Linked DNA regions of Mus musculus: region 2 is linked to region 1. A link is a loop called in an ENCODE intact Hi-C map of the cell type or tissue named here. Cell type or tissue: heart. All regions are shown on one strand. Links, peaks and the distances in the headings refer to the core of each region. The heading gives the core; the rest is flanking DNA. Region 1 holds the start of Ndnf (neuron-derived neurotrophic factor). Region 2 holds the start of Prdm5 (PR domain containing 5).

Region 1 (10,088 bases), core at 378-8,377:
CCCTGAGCTCTTCCTGCTTTTGTCACAGCACTGAGGACCACAGGTTTAAAGTGAAGCTTAGATGGAGCCTTGCTCCATGAGCTCCTTAGCAACAGTGGCATTGTTGCAAGGCCCAGTGTTCAGCGGTGCTCTACTCAGACCTGTTCCTTCATCCTAACAGGATGAGGACACAGAGCTATGCTTCCCCTTTCTCTGCACCCATCAAATTTTCTACTCTTAATTTCTAAAGGGCAAAAGAAGCATTTTTAAAAAAATTTTTTTTTAAATTGTATCATATACAATTTATGCTTTTCAAATCTTTCAGAAGAGTGATATTTGTGGAGTTGGTCTTGGCAGCTTTTTTATTAGCCTGGAAAGGGAGAGGAAAGATACAGGTCTGGTGTCTCCGAATTTGGTGTTGAAGAGGTGAGCAGGCCACTATGGACCTCTTTGCAAGTGCCAGGTGATATTTTCAATGTGTCAAAAGATATGTCAATGTGCACAAACACACTGCAATACTGTGCTCCGCACTCTGAGGTTATGGTCCATGTGCTACTGTGTAGTACAGCAAACTACTGAATTTCCTGAATTTAGTCTTCTTCCTAGATGGAAATCAACAAAGGAATTTGACTCTATACATCTTGTTATTTTATTTGTCTTTTAAAATCACTTTTAATATATAGGGGGGGGAATAAAAACTATCTGGACTCCAGAGCATAAAACACAGAGTACTTTTATCTGTATTTATTTTATGAGTATGAAACTTTAGTCCACACATATGTATACACACCACATATGTGACTCCTGCCCTCAGAGGTCAAAAGAAGGCATTGGATTCCATGGACAAGGAATCACAGACAGTTGTGAGCCACTAGATGGGTTCTGGAATCTGAAACCTGGTCCTCTGCCAGATCAACAAGTGTTCTTAGTCACTGAGACGTCTCACTAGCCTTCATATAGAATGCTTATTAAGGGAATATTTAAATACTGGGAGAGTTGTGCTTTAAAATTAGTTCTGAAGCCACTGCTTTGTGTTGTTACTTTTTAAACAACTCATCTGTGCTGTGTCTACTAACCAGGGAATGAGCCAACAGAGGATGGACAAATTATATGTTTTAGAATAATCACTCCAAAATAACTGAGAGAACATAGTGGCTTAGTGACTTAGTGTTGGTTGTGCTTGCAATTGAAGCAGTACAGGAACTGTGCATGTATGTTCTTCCTGGTGCTTAGCAGGGGCTGTTCTGTAACTGTGTGCTTCTGGGGCTCACAGTTCCTTCAATAAGACATGACAAGAAAACAGTGAGAAAATGAACACTTATGAGAAAGCATCAACCATCTCATCACAGGGAAACTGATGATGAGACACAACAATAATAGAATCTGTGCAATTATGTGGGATTCACATGGCATTCACATTTTCTGTTAATTACTCAAAATCTGTTCTTATGTTAACCTGAAAAGCTTCCGTTCTCACCATAGTGAGACTGATACAGCCAGCTTTAAAACAGATAGATCATTCTGACCTCTGGTTAGAGGCACAATAGAACTGCTAAGAAACCAACACTGAGACCTTTCTTACATTGCACATAATTTGTTAGAGCTTTAAATTACATGGTTTTCCCCACCACAAGCAGAGTCCACTTCAATAAGTCCATATAAGAAAGCCTAAAGTCAGAAAGGCCAAATTCGTGATGTCACTGGAAAGTCCCTAAATTACATGAAGATGGCCTGTTTCATCTGCTTGGGATGTTACGTTCCCTTGCACCACATGATAAAATTATGATGTGAGTTTTTTTTTCTCTAAGATTCATAGTTTAGCACATGGATGCTAAGACCTAGTACAAATAAAATAAAAGCCAGGCATCCCTTGTTCATACAAGGATGGTTTGCAATTACACATTTTGTTACATCTTCAGAGATAAAAGCTGTGTGCTCAAGTGATTAAAGGATACTTTTATTTCTACTTAAATAAATGCATAATAAAGCACATATAATTCATAACGATTTAGGCCCATTACAGAGGTCTAGCTTCTTTTTTATATGGTTACTAATTAAAAGAATATTTCTGCCTGATTCTTTGACATAAAACTTTAATGAATAAAAGATTCTGATATAAAAATGAAAATAGGAATACAAAGTTGCAAGCTGTTGGGTTTCAAGTGTATGGTGAAGATTAAGGACAGTCAGGAAAGAGCTATGTAGAGAAGAAATGAACAATGGCTCTAAGTGACGAAGAGGAGTTTTAAAGTTTCTCTCTCTCTCTCTCTCTCTCTCTCTCTCTCTCTCTCTCTCTCTCTCTCTCTTGTGTGTGTGTGTGTGTGTGTGTGTGTGTGTGTGTGTCTGCCCGCCACTTGTGCATGAGTATGCAGGCACTGAAGTGCAGGTGCCAACCACAGCTGGATTTGCAGGGGTGGGGGGGTGGGTTATGAGTTGATCTCTGTAGCTGCTGGACTAGAACTGATGTCCTTTGCAAGAGCATTAAAAGCTCTTAACCTTTGAGACATCACTCCAACCCTTGGAAGAAGAGCTTTTGATGGAAATTTGAAACAGTACTAATCTCTAACTTGGTGGTGGTGGGGGGGGGGCACATTCCCAGTTGCTCCACCATCTCCCAAATTGGAATGTAATTTCACAAGAGTAGCTTTTAGCAAATGAGTGATAAGATATTTTAATATAATCCTGAATATAGGTTTAGATTGAAAATGGGAATTGGGACCATAATTAATTATGTTGCCAAGTTTTTTAAACTCTGAAAAGTCAAAGCGATGAAAATGACATTTCATAGGGTTGCAGCCCTCTACAACATCCCAAGTTAAAACTGGTAAAACGACAGTATCTTTTTTGACAGTTTGATTAATCCCATATGCGGAATGAGTGTGTGGAATGAATACAGTTGTGGTGTTGGCCCTTTCAGAAACCACTGTAATAAGAGACTGACATAAAACCAAGTGAGTGTAAACACTGACTTCAGCTGGGGTGATGGCCTTATTAGCACTCTTAATACTTAATAATGAATAATAATAAATACCGAAGGTTCCTAGCACACTCTGCTTAGAATGCGCATTGCCTCTTGCATCCATCAATCACTCTTTCAGGATAATAAAACAATTCAAACGCAGCATCCAATCCTCAGTAACTGCTCCCTCGGGAGGGAGGGATGTTTTATCTGTTTTATCTTCACTTCTTTGAGCTCGCAGAGGATTTTACTTGCTTAAAATGGTTCAGGAAATGGAGTGGGGGGTCCTATTTATTACCATTGATTAACACCCCCCTCCAAGTGTCTCAAAGGCACTTAGAAACCCTGCAGGAGGAGATGGGGAGGTGTGGAGACCCCCTTCTCAAAAACAAAACAAGAAAACAAAAAAACGAAAAAGCGGGCCACAAAGCAAGTAGGGAGAGGGGTAGAGAGAAAATGAGAAGGTTATGTGTTGGAGACCCCTCAGCTCAAGGCAAATAAACAAATAAAGCATTCCTTGGGATTTAGCGGGACTAAAAGAAGTAAACAAACTGCCACCCCAAGTTACTTAAAAGAACTCTGTTTATATATATCAGAGACTTTTAAAGGTTTATTCTCCCATTCCAGGTCTTGGTTTCAGGGAGCTAACGGTCCCCAGAGCAAATAATGGACAGCGCCCTGCAGGGACAAGGAGGAGGGTGGTGACCTGTGGGATTGGAGTGAGCCAGCTCCGAGCCACCCTTCTGCAGCTGGAGCGACCGACTTCAAGAATTCTCACACCTCGGCCTGGGACGGGGAAGAGAGTTTGAGAATGAAGCTCGAGCGACAAAATGAAAGAGCACACCAAATCACAGTTGCGAAGCGCCCGCCAGGGAAGAGCGGAGCGGGTCTGTAAGCTAGCGCTTTAACTCCGCAGGCTCCCTGCCCGCGCGACAAGGAGAAAGGTGGCTCGGACTAGAGAGCTCCGGCCGGCACACACACACTGGAGAGGTCACCACACAGGGTGGCCGCTGTGGTGGAAGGAGGGTGTCCGGACCTCCGTAGCTACTCTGCTAAGCTTCGGAAAGTATGAGCGGGACCTAGACCACCCAGCTTAGGGAAGTTTCTCTAAGGATGCTGGTCTGCGTGGCAGAGGACAAATGAGGAGAAAGCGCGGGGTCGCTGGGCTAGTCCCAGAAGATTCCTTCCACCGCCGAGCAGCCACCGTCTGCATGGAGCCCACCTCCGTGCTCCACTCCGCGAGTCCTGTAAGCTTCGCAGACCCACGCTAGTGCCCCCGAACACCTCCCGCCCCAACACCCAGTCCCGCAGAACTAGCACATATGGAGGACTTTGAACCCGGGGAGAGAAGCAAGAGCCCACCGCCAACCGGCCAAAGTCAGTGTCTAGTCAGGGCTAGGATAAAGCGGGCGGTTCCGGGGTTCCACTCCAGCCCGATGCAGCGTGTCCACCTCCCCAGCACTGCCGCTGTCTGCCCACCAAATACATCAGAGACCCAGCCACAGACCGACCAACTCAGTGAGAGCTGCCCACGTCCGTGTTCTAGAGAGTCTCTGGTCGCTCCTTTCCCTGTGTGAGGATGCACCTCAACCCCGACCATAAACCAGCCCTTAGATGCAAATGCAGTCGGGCCAGGTCCGCACCGGCGCAAGAAGGCGCCCGGGGAGGTGAGATTCGATCTTGCTCCTTACCTTAAAGAATTTGTTTTTTCTAGTGGGAAGAAGAAAGTTTGGTTGGTTTTTTTTTTCTTCTTCCCGGGGGGTGTGTGGTGCGGAAAAAGCCCAGGTCCGGGGATCCTACCAAGATGTCAAATACCAGGATCCACGAACCGAGGGGACGTGCACGCTAGGGCAAATGTAATGCCCAAGTGTCCCAACTTTGTGGCGGGCGCTGCAAACTTCCAACACAAGCAGAAGGCCGGCGACACGCAGCCGCAGAAGTTGCTGCGAAGTGGCGCAGACGGCGGCGCCGGCCCGGGGGTCTCAGGACAGCGCTGGTCAGTGCGGGCGCTGGGTGGCGGGAGGATACTGAACGCGCCCGTGGAGCTGGCACTGCCGGACGACTGGCTCGCTAAACGCCGGCGCGGGCTGCAGAGACAGAGCCCCGTGCACCAGCCACAGAGGCGGCGGCTCATACGCGGCTCGCTAAGCTCTGCTCTCTCGCCGCTCCGGGCAAGGAGTGTGCGCTGGCTCCTGGTGTCACTGCAGAGCTTGAGCCTCTGCCCCTCCCAGCCCGCCCGCCGCTGCCCGCTGCCCCGCCTTCCTCTGCCCGCCGCTCCCCCTTCGTGCCTCGCGCCCTCTCTCCCGCTGCGCGCCAGCGTGCAACACACACACACACACACACACACACACACACGCACGCACACACACATACACACACACACACACACACACACACACACACACGTTCCTTTGCTGCCTCTCTCGCGCATACATTCCGGTCCAACGACCAAGTACTCCTCACACAAGACCCTCGTGGGGTTGCAGTCTGGTGGGGGTTGGGGGGGTGGGGGGTGGTGTCACAGGACACATTGCTTTCTTTAGGTCCCTGCCACCGGGGATGGGGAGAGGGGTGGGAGGGCGCCTTTGAGACCCCCAACAATGATGCACGACTAGACGCGCACGGGGGACCATCTCAGTGTCCAGAAGCCGGGGAGCACAATGGAGAGGAACTCTGAGCTTGGTTAGTGATCTGGAGTGTTCAGTTGGAAGACTGGAGGTTGGAGGAAGCGAGCGAGCGAGCAAGCAAGCGTAGAAGGCGACTCTCGCAGACCGCCTGCCCCAGCCTTCACTCTGGAGCGTTTGCCTCTGCAAATTCAGCCTCTGGGGCTTGAAACTCAGCAGCTGTTTTAACAATTGAAAAAAAAATGACCCTACAGGACCAGTGAGGCCCAGCAAAACTTGGAAATCCATTAAGGCTGACTAGGTAATTATGGTAAGAACTTGCTTAATTAGCAACCTGGCCTGAGCCTGGGTGTGTGTATGGGTATGGAGTAATATTTAGAAATCTCATTTTCGTGACTGAGAATCTAGACTAGCAAGTCTCTTTTCCCTTCCTTCCTTCCTTCCTTCCTTCCTTCCTTCCTTCCTTCCTTCCTTCCTTTCTTTCTTTCTTTCTTTCTTTCTTTCTTTCTTCAGACTCTGGCTTTTAGGGAATCAAGTTCTAAGAATATACTACACAGGATTCATTAATAGTGTCTGTATTGAAAACATGAAAACACTTATCTACTTCCATTGTCACCAAAGCAAAGATAAGATGAAATTCAACCTTATCGAACCCTCATTTATAACTATAAGCTTTCTGTTAAATGCCTTTGAAAAGCAAGCATCTTGCAGACAGCAGTTCAGCCCACTTTCCAAAGTTCTGCTGCTAGGGGGTCCACTACTACTCTAGGTGGGTTTGTTAAATGCTTCCATGCTGTGACATAGTTTAGTAAACGCCATAAAAGGCTTAGAAGGTGCTGGGATACAGATTTCAGTGCAGAACTCTGGAGTATGGTGGAGTCCAGGCAAATAAGGATGGAGGAGGGGAAGGAGGAGAGCACTCTGCAGAGAAGTAAATGAAGAGGCTGAAACTTGTCAGAGTACGTGGGTGCCCTGGGAACAGGGAGAAGTTAGGTGTGGCTGCATTGCAGGTGCAGTGAGCAAGGCCTCCCACCCCAGGCTCCAGGCTCAGGGAGGCAGAACTTCTGAAAGTTACTGTTGTTTGGAAAATGATTAAAGTTGTTAAGAGGAAGCAGATCATAAGGTTGGTGTCATTGGGTACACATTTAGAAAGGTCACTCTGATACCTCTTAGGAAGACAAATAAGAGTGACTTAATAGTGAGGAAACTTCTGCAAGGTAGAAACAAAAGTAGGTCTCAACCAATGAAGCTGAGTGGCTGGGGCCATTTCAGATACATTTAGAATTTGCTGACAGGGGGTTAGTAAGCCTTATAGGAAGGTGGAAGAAAAGGGTTAATTCTAAGTTTTCTGGGTGGCACAAGACAGGCCATGGTGCCACTAGCAAGGAGAAACAATACAAAGAAATAGAGAAAGGTATAGAGATGATAGAAATATACAGGTAGAAATAGATAAATGCATATATATTTGTGTGTATACATGGTCATGTTTTCTGCTTTACGTTTGTGGAGCAAGGGTGTTGATAATGTCTGAATTCAACATTGTGTTGGCAGCTGGAGAGGGAGGAAGGCTTTTGAGAGAGGTCAGGCTGGAATCTGGGGTTATCAGCATTCAGGTGTTTTACAAGTCTGAGAGGAAGAAGGAAGTAAAAAGACAGAGGAATGATCACGCCAGGACACTAGTGTTACAGAAATAGCGAGAAGAATCCTGCCAGTGATGAACAGAGTTCTCCTTTCCTAAACTCACCATCATTTACGGTCATTTGCTTTTCTTTCCTTTTTTTTTTTTTTAATTACTATTATTTTTTTACACTCCAGATTTTATTCCTCCCCTATCCACCCTCTGACTGCTCCATATCCTGTACCTTCTCCTCACCCCAGTCTCCACGAGGATGTCCCCACTTCCCACCCCACCCCCACCCCACCTGACCTCTAAACTCCCTGAGGTCTCCAGTCTCTTGAGGGTTAGGTACATCATCTCTGGTTGAACAGAGACCCAACAATCCTCTGCTGTGCATGTGTTGGGGGCCTCATATCAGCTGGTGTATGCTGCCTGGTTGGTAGTCCGGTGTTAAAGAGATCTTGGGGGTCCAGGTTAGTTGAAACTGCTGGCCCTTCTATAGGGTTGCCCTCCTCCTCAGCTTCTTCTAGCTTTCCCCTAATTCAACCATAAAGGCCAGCAGTTTCTGTCCATTGGTTGGGTGCAAATATCTGCATCTGACTCAGCTGCTTATTGGGTCTTCTGGAATGTGGTCATGATAGGTCCCTTTTTGTGACCACTCCATAGCCTCAGTAATAGTGTCAGGCCTTGGGACCTCCACTTGAGCTGGATCCCACTTTGGGTCTGTCTCTGGACCTTCTTTTCCTCAGACTCCTCTCCCATTTCCATCCCTGTAATTCTTTCAGACAGGAACAATTAGGGATCAGAGTTGAGACTGTGGGATGGCTACCCCATCCATCACTTGATGTCCTGTCTTCCTGCTGGAGGTGGGCTCTATAAGTTCCCTCTCCCTATTGTCAGGCATTTCATCAAAGGTCCCTCCCTTTCTTGAATACTATAGATCTTATTTAGACTGACAGTAATATTTAGTTCTAGTCTTGAAAACTTTTCATTATAGAGCAAAACATTTTCTGAACATTAATGTTTTTAGAATATAAAAATAGAACAATTTATAACATATGTCTCATGGAATAGTATTACATATTAAATCACTTGCTTATTTCTGCCCACATTTACTGTAAAATTACAAAATTCATATTCAGTGAATTGGAAAATTCAGAGATGACATTAAGTTCATTTGGGAGGACTCCTAATTCAAGCCTGTATCTTAGGCACAGTGCCCCAGAGGTGTCCTAGGTTCCTATCAGGGGAGACTATTTTCAGGTCAGTTGTGAGATACTGATTTGCCATTTGTCATGAGTGATGTTGGTACTAACCACACCAAGACCCTGGTGGGGACATCTATGAGCACACAACTGAAAGAAGCAATGCCCTGAAACGTTTTTCATGGTTATTTCAGTTTCATTGTCAAAATGTCAGTTACTGTTAAGGATGCCTTTGATAAAACAACAAAAATTATTCATTTATTGAAATTTCATCTCTATTTCTTTTTAATATTCCATGGGGCAAACTAGACAGTGCATATAAGCCCTTCCATCGCACACTAACGTACACACATCATCTACCCTGAAATGACGTGTTTGAATAATTGAGTTGTGAACTGCCCTAGCTGCTTTTTGCATGAAATATGGACCTAAAGAATAACTGATAAACATTCTGTGCCGTTTTGGTTTGTATTTTCAAATGAAGAGCCTGTCTCTCCAAGGTAATAACAAGTAGCATCTATTTTCAGTGAAAACAAAATCTAAACATTTAGAGAGCTTGAGTCAGTCCCAGTGAACCTGATAGCTCTCTGTACTGAAACTGAGGTGGTTCAGTGTAACAAAATGTATCACTGTTTGCAAGATTTGCATAAAACGGGGAGCCAGTATTTTCTAAAGGATGCATCCCAGAATAATCCCTGAGTTAAAGTGCCTTTGAAAGCATAAAATAAATCACTAGGCTTCAATGTAACACAGCATTAGCAGCTAAGTGAAGCAGCTTCATGTTTTTTTTACACTACAATGATCAGGTTAAAGGGACTAGTCCTCACTGGGTTTTGGTGTCACACTAAAGAATACCCTGAGTTATTGAAGAAGTTACTAATTTTTAAAAAAAATTTTCTAACTGTATATCTGTACAAAACTAGAATTTCCTCACTTACTTCAAACAAAAGTAACCACTGAAAAGATTGTATATGGAAAGGATATGCAACACCCACTATCTTCTAGTACACAGACATTAAAGAGATTTTTAAACAACAAAAAATAATGTCTTTTTTGTTAAATTGTTTTCTTTGGAAAATATGGTTGTTTTACAGAGGTTGCTTGAGTTTATTTATAAGTTATTTTGAAATAAATATTTTAAATTTTCTGACTCATGAAATATAGAATATTGATAAAGATAACTCATGCAACTTGAGCTCCTCTAGGCCCTCTATCAATTCTATTCCATGATCTAAGGTCCACTGTAAAGTGAAAAAGACCACGGCATAAGAAACAGTCACGTCACAAAAGTGGATTGTAAGGTCTTCAAGGTTGGGGCATCATCATTTCAGACATAATCATATAACACATTGGTTACCCACCCACCAAATGCAAGTACAGCCTTCAAGAAACTCAAGTCTTTACAGTGTAACAATTGACATTCTCCTCTGGTTGCTGGGAGGGGCAGTGGGACAGGAAGGCAAATTCAAACCATTCTCCAAGCCTTGGAGCATGGATAAAAGAGAGGCTTACTCCTGGTCTTGCTGGCAGATGTCACGCCTGTTCGTGCACTCAGTCTCCATGTCTCAAGTACCATACACTGTCTCTGTGGCAGGGGCTGCAACCCCATTCTCCACAGTTCTGTCAGACTTAAATGGTCATTTGAGTACTCTGACACATGTAGCCAATGAGAAGGTGGAATAAATCCTAGCCAGCACTCAGGC
Region 2 (11,078 bases), core at 1,475-9,474, 110 kb before region 1:
CTCTGAGCTTTAGAGACAAACCAAGAGACCTGGCAAGATTTCCAGTTACATTAAAATGTCCTCTATAAAACAGCATCAATCCATATAAACAATCAAATGAGACTTGATAAAATATCCACCTAGTAGAAAAACAAATAAAAAACACTGAAAGTCATTTAAACCATCCAAGGTAAAAGAACAACAACTTCCATATACAGATTCAAAGGGGAAATGACACACACAGTTTAATAAGAAAAACTGTAAAAATCCATTAACTAAATTGAACTAGGATGGTAGTACTAGAGTCATGTGTACAGTAGTGGCCTGGCTCATGAAATCTCAGAATCACATATTAGCAGCTTAACTGGAGGCCAGTCCTAATATTTTAGTAAAGAATATGACTGCCTTTCCCCATGCCCTAAGAACTTGAACAGGGCTAAATTTGAAAGGATTATTTCTTTGGTGGAAGCCATTTCCAGACAGTATGATGATTAGTCTATGGTATGGATATTACTGATCGCTCTGATACAATGAAAAGGAGCAAGTGGGGAAGAAAAATACCAAATATAGATTGTAGAGAAAAAATTAGCACTAGGAAGATTAATGCTGTACCCTAGACATATGCTTGAGAAGAGGCTGTGCAGGTTAAAAGAGATTAGTACCATTAAGGAGAAGCCTGCTCTGCACTAGATCAAAAGGAAGGTGCTCACAGGGCAAGATCCCATGCAGATGACTGTATAACATATGAAAAGAGAAAGCCTAAGAGGTTTAATGTTCCCAGAAACTGGTATACCATGCAAAACCTACCACTAATGTAAAGTTTAAGGGAGCCAACGTCCATCCCAAGTAGAGATAACATGGCATTGTTATCTATAGGAAAATAGCTTATTGTTTATGAGGAAATGTCTTGGTAGACATGAAAAATGCAAAAGGGAGGGATTGGAGATTCGACCTCTATGGTTTAAACGAGCTGTTGAGATGAGGTCAGAGTCTAGACAGGGTCAGAGTCCTTTCAAGAACGCTCTCAGAACCCAGGAGGCCATAAGATGCCATTACATAAAGACATGAAGGCTAAGCCTGAGTTTCAGTGGAACAAGCACAAGAAAAGATGCATGCGGCAGGCAGCAAAGCTGGAAGGGGTAGAGCCATCTAACACCTTTAAAACCAAAGTCTTAGACAGTGGAGTTAGAGCTACAGGATTTGATATTTGCTCTCCTGAATTTTGGTCTTACTTTATTCCAGTATTTCCTCACTATACCTTCATTATTCTTTCTGTCAGTATATATTGGAAATAAATAACTTCTTTTTTTTTTTAATTTAACAGGGATCCATGGTTCAGAGGTTGCTTTGAGTTTCAGAGGAATCTTTAGGCTTTGAACTCTTGAACATGTTGAGAGTGTTAGAGACTATGGGAAATTTGACAGTCAATTAAATCCATTTTGCACCATGAGATGGCCATGAGCCTATGGGTGCCAAGGAGTCAAATGTGATAACTTGAAGGAACAATATCACCCATAGACTCGTGTACTTGAGCTCATGGTACCCAGCTGGTGGCAATGTTAGAGGAGGCTGTGGAACCTCTAGGAGGTGTAGCTTTGGTATAAGAAATCCATCACTGAGGGTGAGCTTTGAGAATATATAGTCTTATTCCACTTACAGTTTACTTTCTCTGCCTCCCGTGTGCATCTCAAAGTGTACTGCTCTGGTTGCCTGCCACCATTATGAACTCTATCTTTGGAACTATAAGCCAAAATAAATTCCTTCCATAAGTCACTACTGCACATGATGTTTTCTAACAAAAAAAGTAACTAGCAGAGTAAATAACAATGACCCTTTTTGTTTTTTATTGTTCTAAAAGGGAGAACAGGGCGAGTATATTTTCATCTCAATGCGTCTGACATGTCACACTTACTTAACAGACATCTCCTAAACCTGATAAACAGCTTCAGTGAAGTAGCTGGATATAAAATTAACTCAAACAAGTCAATGGCTTTTCTTTACACAAAGGATAAACAGGCTGAGAAAGAAATTAGGGAAACAACACCCTTCTCAATAGTCACAAATAATATAAAATACCTTGGTGTGACTCTAAGTAAGAAAGTGAAAGATCTCTATGACAAGAACTTCAAGTCTCTGAAGAAAGAAATTAAAGAAAATCTCAGAAGATGGAAAGATCTCTCATGCTCATGGATTGGCAGGATCAACATTGTAAAAATGGCTATCTTGCCAAAAGCAATCTACAGATTCAATGAAATCCCCATCAAAATTCCAACTCAATTCTTCAACGAATTAGAAAGGGGAATCTGCAAATTCATCTGGAATAACAAAAAACCTAGGATAGCAAAAACTCTTCTCAAGGATAAAAGAACCTCTGGTGGAATCACCATGCCAGACCTAAAGCTGTACTACAGAGCAATTGTGATAAAAACTGCATGGTACTGGTATAGCAACAGACAAGTAGACCAATGGAATAGAACTGAAGACCCAGAAATGAACCCACACACCTATGGTCACTTGATCTTTGACAAGAAAGCTAAAACCATCCAGTGGAAAAAAGACAGCATTTTCAACAAATGGTGCTGGCACAACTGGCAGTTATCATGTAGAAGATTGCGAAATGATCCATTCCTATCTATTTGTACTAAGGTCAAATCTAAGTGGATCAAGGAACTCCACATAAAACCAGAGACAGTGAAACTTATAGAGGAGAAAGTGGGGAAAAGCCTCGAAGATATGGGCACAGGGGAAAAATTCCTGAATAGAACAGCAATGGCTTGTGCTGTAAGATCAAGAATCAACAAATGGGACTTCATAAAATTGCAAAGCTTCTGTTTGGCAAAAGACATTGTCAATAAGACAAAAAGGCCACCAACAGATTGGGAAAGGATCTTTACCTATCCTAAATCAGATAGGGGACTAATATCCAATATATAAAGAATTCAAGAAGGTGGACTCCAGAAAATCAAATAACCCCATTAAAAAATGGGGCACAGAGCTAAACAAAGAATTCTCACCTGAGGAATAACGAATGGCTGAGAAGAACCTGAAAAAATGTTCAACATCCTTAATCATCAGGGAAATGCAAATCAAAACAACCCTGAGATTCCACCTCACACCAGTCAGAATGGCTAAGATCAAAAATCCAGGTGACAGCAGATGCTGGCAAGGACGTGGAGAAAGAGGAACACTCCTCCATTGTTGGTGGGATTGCAAGCTTGTACAACCACTCTGGAAATCAGTCTGGCGGTTCCTCAGAAAATTGGACATAGTACTGCCGGAGGATCCCGCAATACCTCTCCTGGGCATATATCCAGAAGATGTCCCAACCGGTAAGAAGGACACATGCTCCACTATGTTCATAGCAGCCTTATTTATAATAGCCAGAAGCTGGAAAGAACCCAGATGCCCCTCAACAGAGGAATGGATACAGAAAATGTGGTACATCTACACAATGGAGTACTACTCAGCTATTAAAAAGAATGAATTTATGAAATTCCTAGGCAAATGGATGGACCTGGAGGGCATCATCCTGAGTGAGGTAACACAATCATAAAAGAACTCAAATGATATGTACTCACTGATAAGTGGATATTAGCCCAGAAACTTAGTATACCTGAGATATAAGATACAATTTGCAAAACACATGAAACTGAAGAAGAAAGAAGACCAAAGTGTGGACACTTTGCCCCTTCTTAGAATTGGAAACAATCACCCATGGAAGGAGTTACAGAGACAAAGTTTGGAGCTGAGACAAAAGGATGGACCATCTAGAGACTGCCATATCCAGAGATCCATCCCATAATTAGCCTCCAAATGATGACACCATTGCATACACTAGCAAGATTTTGCTGAAAGGACCCTGATATAGCTGTCTTTTGTGAGACTATGCCTGGGCCTAGCAAACACATAAGTGGATGCTCACAGTCAGCTATTGAATGGATCACAGGGCCCCCAAAGGAGTAGCTAGAGAAAGTATCCAAGGAGCTAAAGGGATCTGCAACCCTATAGGTGGAACAACAATATGAACTAACCAGTACCCTCCTTCCTCCCCATACCCCCACCCCCCCAGAGCTCGTGTCTCTAGCTGCATATGTATCAGAAGATGGCCTAGTCGGCCATCAGTGGAAAGAGAGGCCCATTGATTGTGCAACCTTTATATGTCTCAGTACAGGGGAATGCCAGAGCCAAGAAGTGGGAGTGGGTGGGTAGGAGAGTGGTGGGGGAGGGTATGGGGGACTTTTGGGATAGCACTGGAAATGTAAATAAAGAAAATACCTAAGAAAAAAATAAACAAGCCTGAAATGAATGGAACTCACGCTACTCAACTCACCATCCATCTCTTCAACCTTGCTCCACACAAATGCCTCATCTCAGTTATTGACTAACAGTTCAGTCCTTTCAAGATCTCAGGCTAAGCCACTGGAAACTTCCTTTATCCTTCCTGTTCTTTTTCACTCTACCATATTCTGTCCCCTCTGCCTTCAAAATACAGTCAGAGCTGTCACTTAGTCTGAATCTCATTGCCCCCATTGGTTACAGCCAAGAAAATCCTAGTAAATCACTGTTTCTACAGTTTTCCCATGACAGTGTTATACTCCAAGCTGCAGCCAGAGTTATCCTTGATAAACACACAGCCCTCCTCGACAAGTAGGTCTCCAATACATTTAAATCAATGCCAGTCTTCAGCTGCATGAAATGCTCTAGGAAATGTGGCTCTCCTTCAAATACCCTCCCTTTCTTAAGGTATTGGAGGACCTGCCCTAGCTCACTCCTGGAATGCCATACTAATCTCCCTGGAAACCAACAGGCAAAGCAAGTTTGCCTGTCTCAGGATTTCAGACTAACTTGTTCCCTAGCAAGAATGTTCTTCCCCTGGAAATATATTTGGCTGGTTTCCTACAATCCTTCATGCCATTGTTCAAATCTCGCCTTAATGAAAACTAGCTAGGATACCTAATTTATAACATTCCTCATTATTTTCCCAGCCAACCAGAGCCAGCCCTACCCCCACTGTTTTCCTATAGTATTTATCAAGTTCTAGTATACAATAACATTTGCCTACTGGATAATGAAGCTGCTCAAGAGCCAGAATATTCATTTTCTTCACTGGTCTAGTCAAGTGTCTAGGATAGACCCTGGCATATAGTGATTAAATGACTGTGCAATATGCCATAAAGAAATAATATTGCACATCTTCACTATGGAATATCTTCAATCACCATAAAAGACCTGTTCATACTACCCAAGTTATGGCACCAGTCTGCATGTTAAAAGAAAGAGACATAAATGATGAAAATTTGACATATTAATTAATTAATTATACACATCTACACAAACAATGGAGTTTTTCATTCAGCCATGCATATTGAAATTATATAATCTGTAGGCAAATCAATGGAATTTGGAGGCCATAGTGCTATATGAAACAAGCTAAGCCCCAAAAGATGAGTATCACATGTGTTCTTTCATATGCCAAGTCTATATTAAAAAAAAATACTAAGACATCAAAATAAAAGCAGGTTTATTTAGGAAAGTGAAAATCAGTGAGGAAAGACAGGGTCAAGAGAGGACAAAGGAGATGAGTGTTGTCAAAGTACATGACATCCATGCATGAAAATACCACAATAAAACCCATTATTTTACACAGTTAACATGGCCTAGTTAGGAAAAAAAAAAAAAACACTGCTAAAATATAGTAATACGAGCCAATGTAGATAAATTAGAGGAATTATTCACACTACTGCTGAATGAGAAATGTCCCATTTTAAAGATAAATAATAATATATTATCATATATTATTGTATTAAGTTTCTATAAATTTATATATTATATATTGCATATATTTATATTTTATATATTCTCATATATTGCATATTTTTATATGTTATAAAAAATAATACAATAAAAATAATCTTTGTGTTTGAGTGCATTTACAAACTTAACATTTAATGATTACAGAGAAAATGCCTTTTTGATAAGAGTATAAGCCAACCAACTATTCCTAATCTGGTCTATGAATAAACAAGTGTTCTGGATTCCAGAGTTCAGGGGAGGGTATTCTATAACTACAGATATACAGACAGATAGATATATAAATGTGTGCTAAATAGAGAATTCATGTTTCATAAGCACTTTACACAGTCTGAAGGTGAGTTCATACATTCAGAACTGTGTTCCCTTTCTGGTATCACATAGCCATACAAAAATTTTCACATTTTGGACACTTCAAATTTTACATGAAGGATGCCCAATTCATGGAATGACCTGAGTTCAAATCTGATGAACCGTCTTAGTGTGGATAGACCTTGCCCTAGCATCAGTTCTGTGTCACCTAGGAAGCAGGTTTTTGCTGTATGGCTTCAGTAAGACCTGAGAAAAGCTGCACAATCGCTATCTGGCATTCACCCTCTGTCTCCTAACACGGATAGTTCCTAACAATCGCAATAGCTTCATAAATGTTTCATTAGCCAAGCTATATTAAATTATAAACAAATTAATTATTGGTAGCTGTTATCAACACAGAAGCAAAATACAAAGTTTCAGTGAAAACATCGTTTTAAATGCATCTTTGATGTATCTCTAAAAGTCTGTCATCACAGCAGGAAATATAAGGCCTCACTGGGTCCCCATGGTGACACCTGACTGTACAAACAGGGGGACAGTGTCACTGCAGTGATTCTATTTCCAGATTAGTGACTTACCATCAGCCGCCAGAAAATGTAATAAACATCTACTGGCAGAGTTTCAGCCCTAAGATAAAAATCCATTTAGAGGGGTCACCTTCAACAGTAATCAGCAAAACATATTAGTACACAAATTCTGGTCTTCCAGTATTAACATGGTAATCTTTCCTCTGCCTGCTTTTCTCTTTTGGGTTTCATGTTTGTTTGTTTGTTTGGCTGGTTGGTTTATTTTGTTTTAATCATATATTTTCCTCCAAACTTCACACTTTCAACTTATCTTTACATTTTTCTTCTATTTTTTACAAACTGGGCATTAAACTTATTTTCACTAACCGTTTTTCATGAGCAGTGTCTCCTTGGTCTGAGAGACAAGGAGTTGACAGTTGATAGTGGGGGAGGCATGGGAACTTCAGAGGCAGCTATAAATCTCTGGTGCGGCCACCCACACCATGACAATGTGTAGAACAGATCACCCGTGATGCTCTTTAAAATGTCATTATTTGTAACCTATTAAATCCTAGTCTGTCTTACATTTGGTCCAAAACACACTTTCTCTTCCCCCTGCTAAAGGCGCACAGCCAGGCTTTAATGCAGGACTGTTACCGTGTTCAACAATCACGTGTCCGTGATTCCTGCAAACAAAGTAAAGCATAACCAGTACATGATGAGCAAGGGTGCATCTTTACAGGACCAGGACATGGTGAAATGTCACTCAAATTGCTCTGTATACAATGGTCCAGATTATCTAGATACAGTTGCAGAGCCCCACTGAAGGAATGCTTCAAAAGGGGTGGGTCTAGAGAAATAAGGGGTGCCTTCAGAAAAAGTACCTCAAACAACCTATAGAAAGTACAGGTATGGATTTTCTTGGGGCTCTTGGAAGATTTCCCCAAGCCTATTCTGGATTCTAATGTCTGAATTTTCAAATCAACAAAGAACTTGAATCTCAATCACTTTGTAAAACAGATGAATTATATAAGCACACCTGCTATAAAAGTATGCTATGACATCTGTTGTTGGCAACACATGGTCTAAAGTGGTAAACCTCACAATCTGCTTAGAAGAGCATGAGGAGTTTTTAATTGAGGTCCTTAACATAGCTCCAATCACAGCTGTTGTCATCTCAGACCTCTTGAAATATAGTCAGGAGATATGTACATGGGTGACTTGGGAAATAATTAAGAGATGAGATGTGGTGACATAGGTAAGGCGTGTAAGAACACTCAGCTTCTTCTCACAAGCCTGGGAGGCTTCAGCTTTGTCCTTGGAGTACAGGGGAGGAAACAGCTGCCGTACAGGCATCAGGGAAGCTCTCCGTGAGCTTGTGATTGCATATCTTAGAATAACAACTCTGTCAAAAACAGGCTGGGTTTCTGTAAGCCACATTGTGTGTGGTCATCATGCTAGATGTTATCTGGATGAAAATCTGTTGGTTTGTTTAAGTGATATCAGCAGCAGAAGATGAATGCCTACCAATGCTGCAGTAGGATGGCTCAAGATGCTTCAGCCCACACCAACGAGTACTCCCAACACAAGGACATGAAAATGTCAAAGAGAATGCCCTGCTCAACTACCAAAAAATGGTCTGAGTAAAGCAGAAGGAGGATTGTGCAGTAATTCTTACTTTTGGACAGCTGTCTGGTGTCCTACTATTCGTGAGCACAAAATTATTCTTAATTATAGTTACACCAGAAACCTTCAGGAAAAGTCCATTTAGGGGTTTTTCATGCTGTAAGACCTAAACAGAAGCATATGTCAATGGGACATGGGAGTCATTTGATGATGGTGATACTTGGCTTTGCAAGACTGCTGATTTTGACATTTCGTCATGTGGCAATATCTATCCAACTCATCACTAAATGGAATGAAGTATTAACTCCTGTGTTTTGTTTGTCTACATTTAATATGTGAGTTGTTTTTTGTTGTTGTTTTGTTTTGTTTTGACCACTTGACCTATGGTAACTTCTTGTAGGTCATGTTGTGAGCCCAGAGCTACATTCACACACTACCCTCTGAACCTCTGCTTTTCTAAGTATCTGCTAACAGGGCAAAATCAAAACAGCGAGGAGAGGCCGGGAACGTGTCAGGGGCAAGGTTTATAAACATGTTGTTCCATAACAGAATGTTCTAGAAAGAGCATATGTTTTCCTTTCAGAAACCATGGGTTTGAAGCTTAATTCGTTAACTTGGCAGGTTAACTGCAGCATTCCTATGCTCACCTCTTAAATGATAACTAAAAGACAGTTCCCCAGAGTACTGAGGGGTAAAGTCAAATGATATATATGGACAAAGTACCAAGCATTGGCCCTGCTCTGTGAACCTTGGATCTGCTTACTCTAGATGTCTCTGCCCTGACTCCTCTATTTCAAGTCTGCTAACCCACAATAGCTCAAGCCACCATGTTCTAAAGTTATAACTTAAGATTTGGAGCGCTCTGGTTTCCTGTCTTCTACATCTCTCCAATGAACAACCAACATCTATAGTGGGTCATCTCACAGACAGGGAAACCTGCGCTTAACTTGATCCCATGCCTGTGCCGTTCTGGAAGGTGATCCAATGCCAGGATAAAATTCAAAAACTCAAAGAAAATAGGCCGAAGATCCAGATACCACCCCCAGGATGGCAATGTCGGGAAGGCCTGCTTCTGTGGCTCCCGGGCCTGCACTGGGCTGCAAGCTGCCAGGGCCCATCTGCACAAGCAGTGAGGGGTATGACCAGGCTGCCAACTGTTCAGAATTCAGGAGCCGTCCGGCGCTGGGCTGGGGGAGACTGCAGCCCATGGGAGCCTCTCGCCACAGCCGCGAAAGACAACCAGACACCCGCTCCCTACAGGCCCGTTCTCCCCGCAGGCCCTGGGACGTGGCGCGGCCTGAGCGGGCCGCTCACCCACCTTGCGCACGCGGCGGGCCGTGTAGAGCCCCATCCCGTCCTGGACCCGGGACGACTTCAGGGCGAACCTGTCTGGTACGTACATGCCCAGCATCCTCCGTGGCTCGGCCGCGCTCCGGAGGCGCCGCACGTGGAGATGGGGTGCGGGCCTGGGGCGGCCGGGAGGAGGAAATGAGCTCGGCTCCCAGAATCCCCACCTCCCTCCTCGGCTCCCCGCGGCCAGGCCCCTCCTCGGCCGGGGCAGGCGCGGCCGGAGCGGTGGGGAGCCCAGGCCACCGGGCCGCGCTGATTGGCCCAAAGTTTGTGGCGCCGGCTGGAAGCCTCAAACCCCAGGCCATGGAGCTTCCAGCTCCGAGATGAGGATGAGCCTGTAGCCACATCGACCCTCCTCACCATCTCTGCGTTCGGCAGAGGTTCCCGCATCTCCTCAGATGCAGAATGAAATAGGCCTTGGCATTTCCAAAACAGCCTTTTGCTAACCACAGCCGAGACCAACCCAGAAAGTCTGGGAAACCTTTGAGTCTTACTGGATGAGTGTTCCAGGGTTGAACTAAGGAGAGGCCAAGGAGTCTGCTCTATTTCAAGATGAGAATTGGATATAAGTATTTAAGTAATATGGTGAGGAGCCTTCTGGAAAGTGATTATTACTTTCCAAGGCTTGTGACTACCAAGTCCTCTTACCAGATTTGTTCAAGTCAGACCCCGGGCCTTGCATTCCATTCAACAAGACTGGGTTACCAGTCCTTAATAGACCAGTTATCCTGGTTAGGTTTTTTTTGTTAACTTGACACAAGCTTGAGCCCTCTGGGAAGCTGGAATTTAAATTGAGAAAATGTCCCCATCAGATTGCTCTGTAGGAAGTCTGTGGATCATTTTTCTGGATTAAAGATTGGAATGGGAGGGTCTAGCACATTGTAGATGGTGACATCCCTGGGTCACATGGTCCTAGGTTGTCTTTTAAAAAGGCAAGCTGAGCAAGCCATAGGGAGCAAGCAGTGTTTTGTTCTGGCTCCTGCTTCCAAGTTCCTGCCTTGAGCTCTTGGCCCTGACATTTTTCAATGATGGACCAAGATGGGAAACATACGCCTCTTGCCCTGTCCTCTCCCCCAAAAAGTCCTTTCCTCCCCAAGTTCCTTTTGGCCAGAATGTTTTATCACAGAAAATAGAAATCAGAGTAGAAAGCAGAGTAGCTGTTAAAAGGACTGTAATGTAGTCCTTGGTAATGTCTCGCCAAAACTCATGTGTTGAATACTTTTGGGAAGTGATTGTATAAGGAATGTTCTAGCCTAGTCAATGGATTCATCCATAGACATATTCATTATCCAGTGCTACTATTGGAAGCTGGTAGAACTTAAAAGATAGAGCCTGATAGGACAACGTAAGTCATTAAATGAGCATTCTCTTAAAGGACATTAAGGTCCCTCTTCATCTTTCTCTGATTCCTGGATGCCAAGGTGAGCAGCTTTTCTCTACCTTTACATCAACGTGCCTCTGTGTTGCCATGAGACATGAAAGTGATGGAGCCAC

What was found. A loop is a pair of places that touch in the nucleus more often than their neighbours do. Peaks named below come from ENCODE experiments on the same cell type or tissue, not always from the same donor. Only the 100,000 strongest peaks of a DNase experiment are listed, where the experiment ranks them.
Region 2: it touches region 1 in a loop (2.4-fold over the local background); 4 of 42 quality-filtered maps call a loop at or near these places.

What each region holds. Positions count from the first base shown.
Region 1 is chr6:65,666,643-65,676,730 of GRCm38, reverse strand. Ndnf (neuron-derived neurotrophic factor) reads right to left here and starts at 5,120. Exons shown (of 4, transcript NM_172399.3): 1 at 4,630-5,120. Gm36144 (a long non-coding RNA gene) reads left to right here and starts at 5,484. Exons shown (of 2, transcript XR_869148.1): 1 at 5,484-5,872. In heart, for the core only: no CTCF peak of the experiment used is centred there; a DNase peak (open chromatin) is centred at 5,070; H3K4me3 peaks cover 2,579 bases; H3K27ac peaks cover 2,261 bases; H3K27me3 peaks cover 989 bases.
Region 2 is chr6:65,777,668-65,788,745 of GRCm38, reverse strand. Prdm5 (PR domain containing 5) reads right to left here and starts at 9,784. Exons shown (of 15, transcript NM_027547.2): 1 at 9,553-9,784. The coding sequence starts at 9,645. In heart, for the core only: no CTCF peak of the experiment used is centred there; no DNase peak of the experiment used is centred there; H3K4me3 peaks cover 615 bases; H3K27ac peaks cover 673 bases.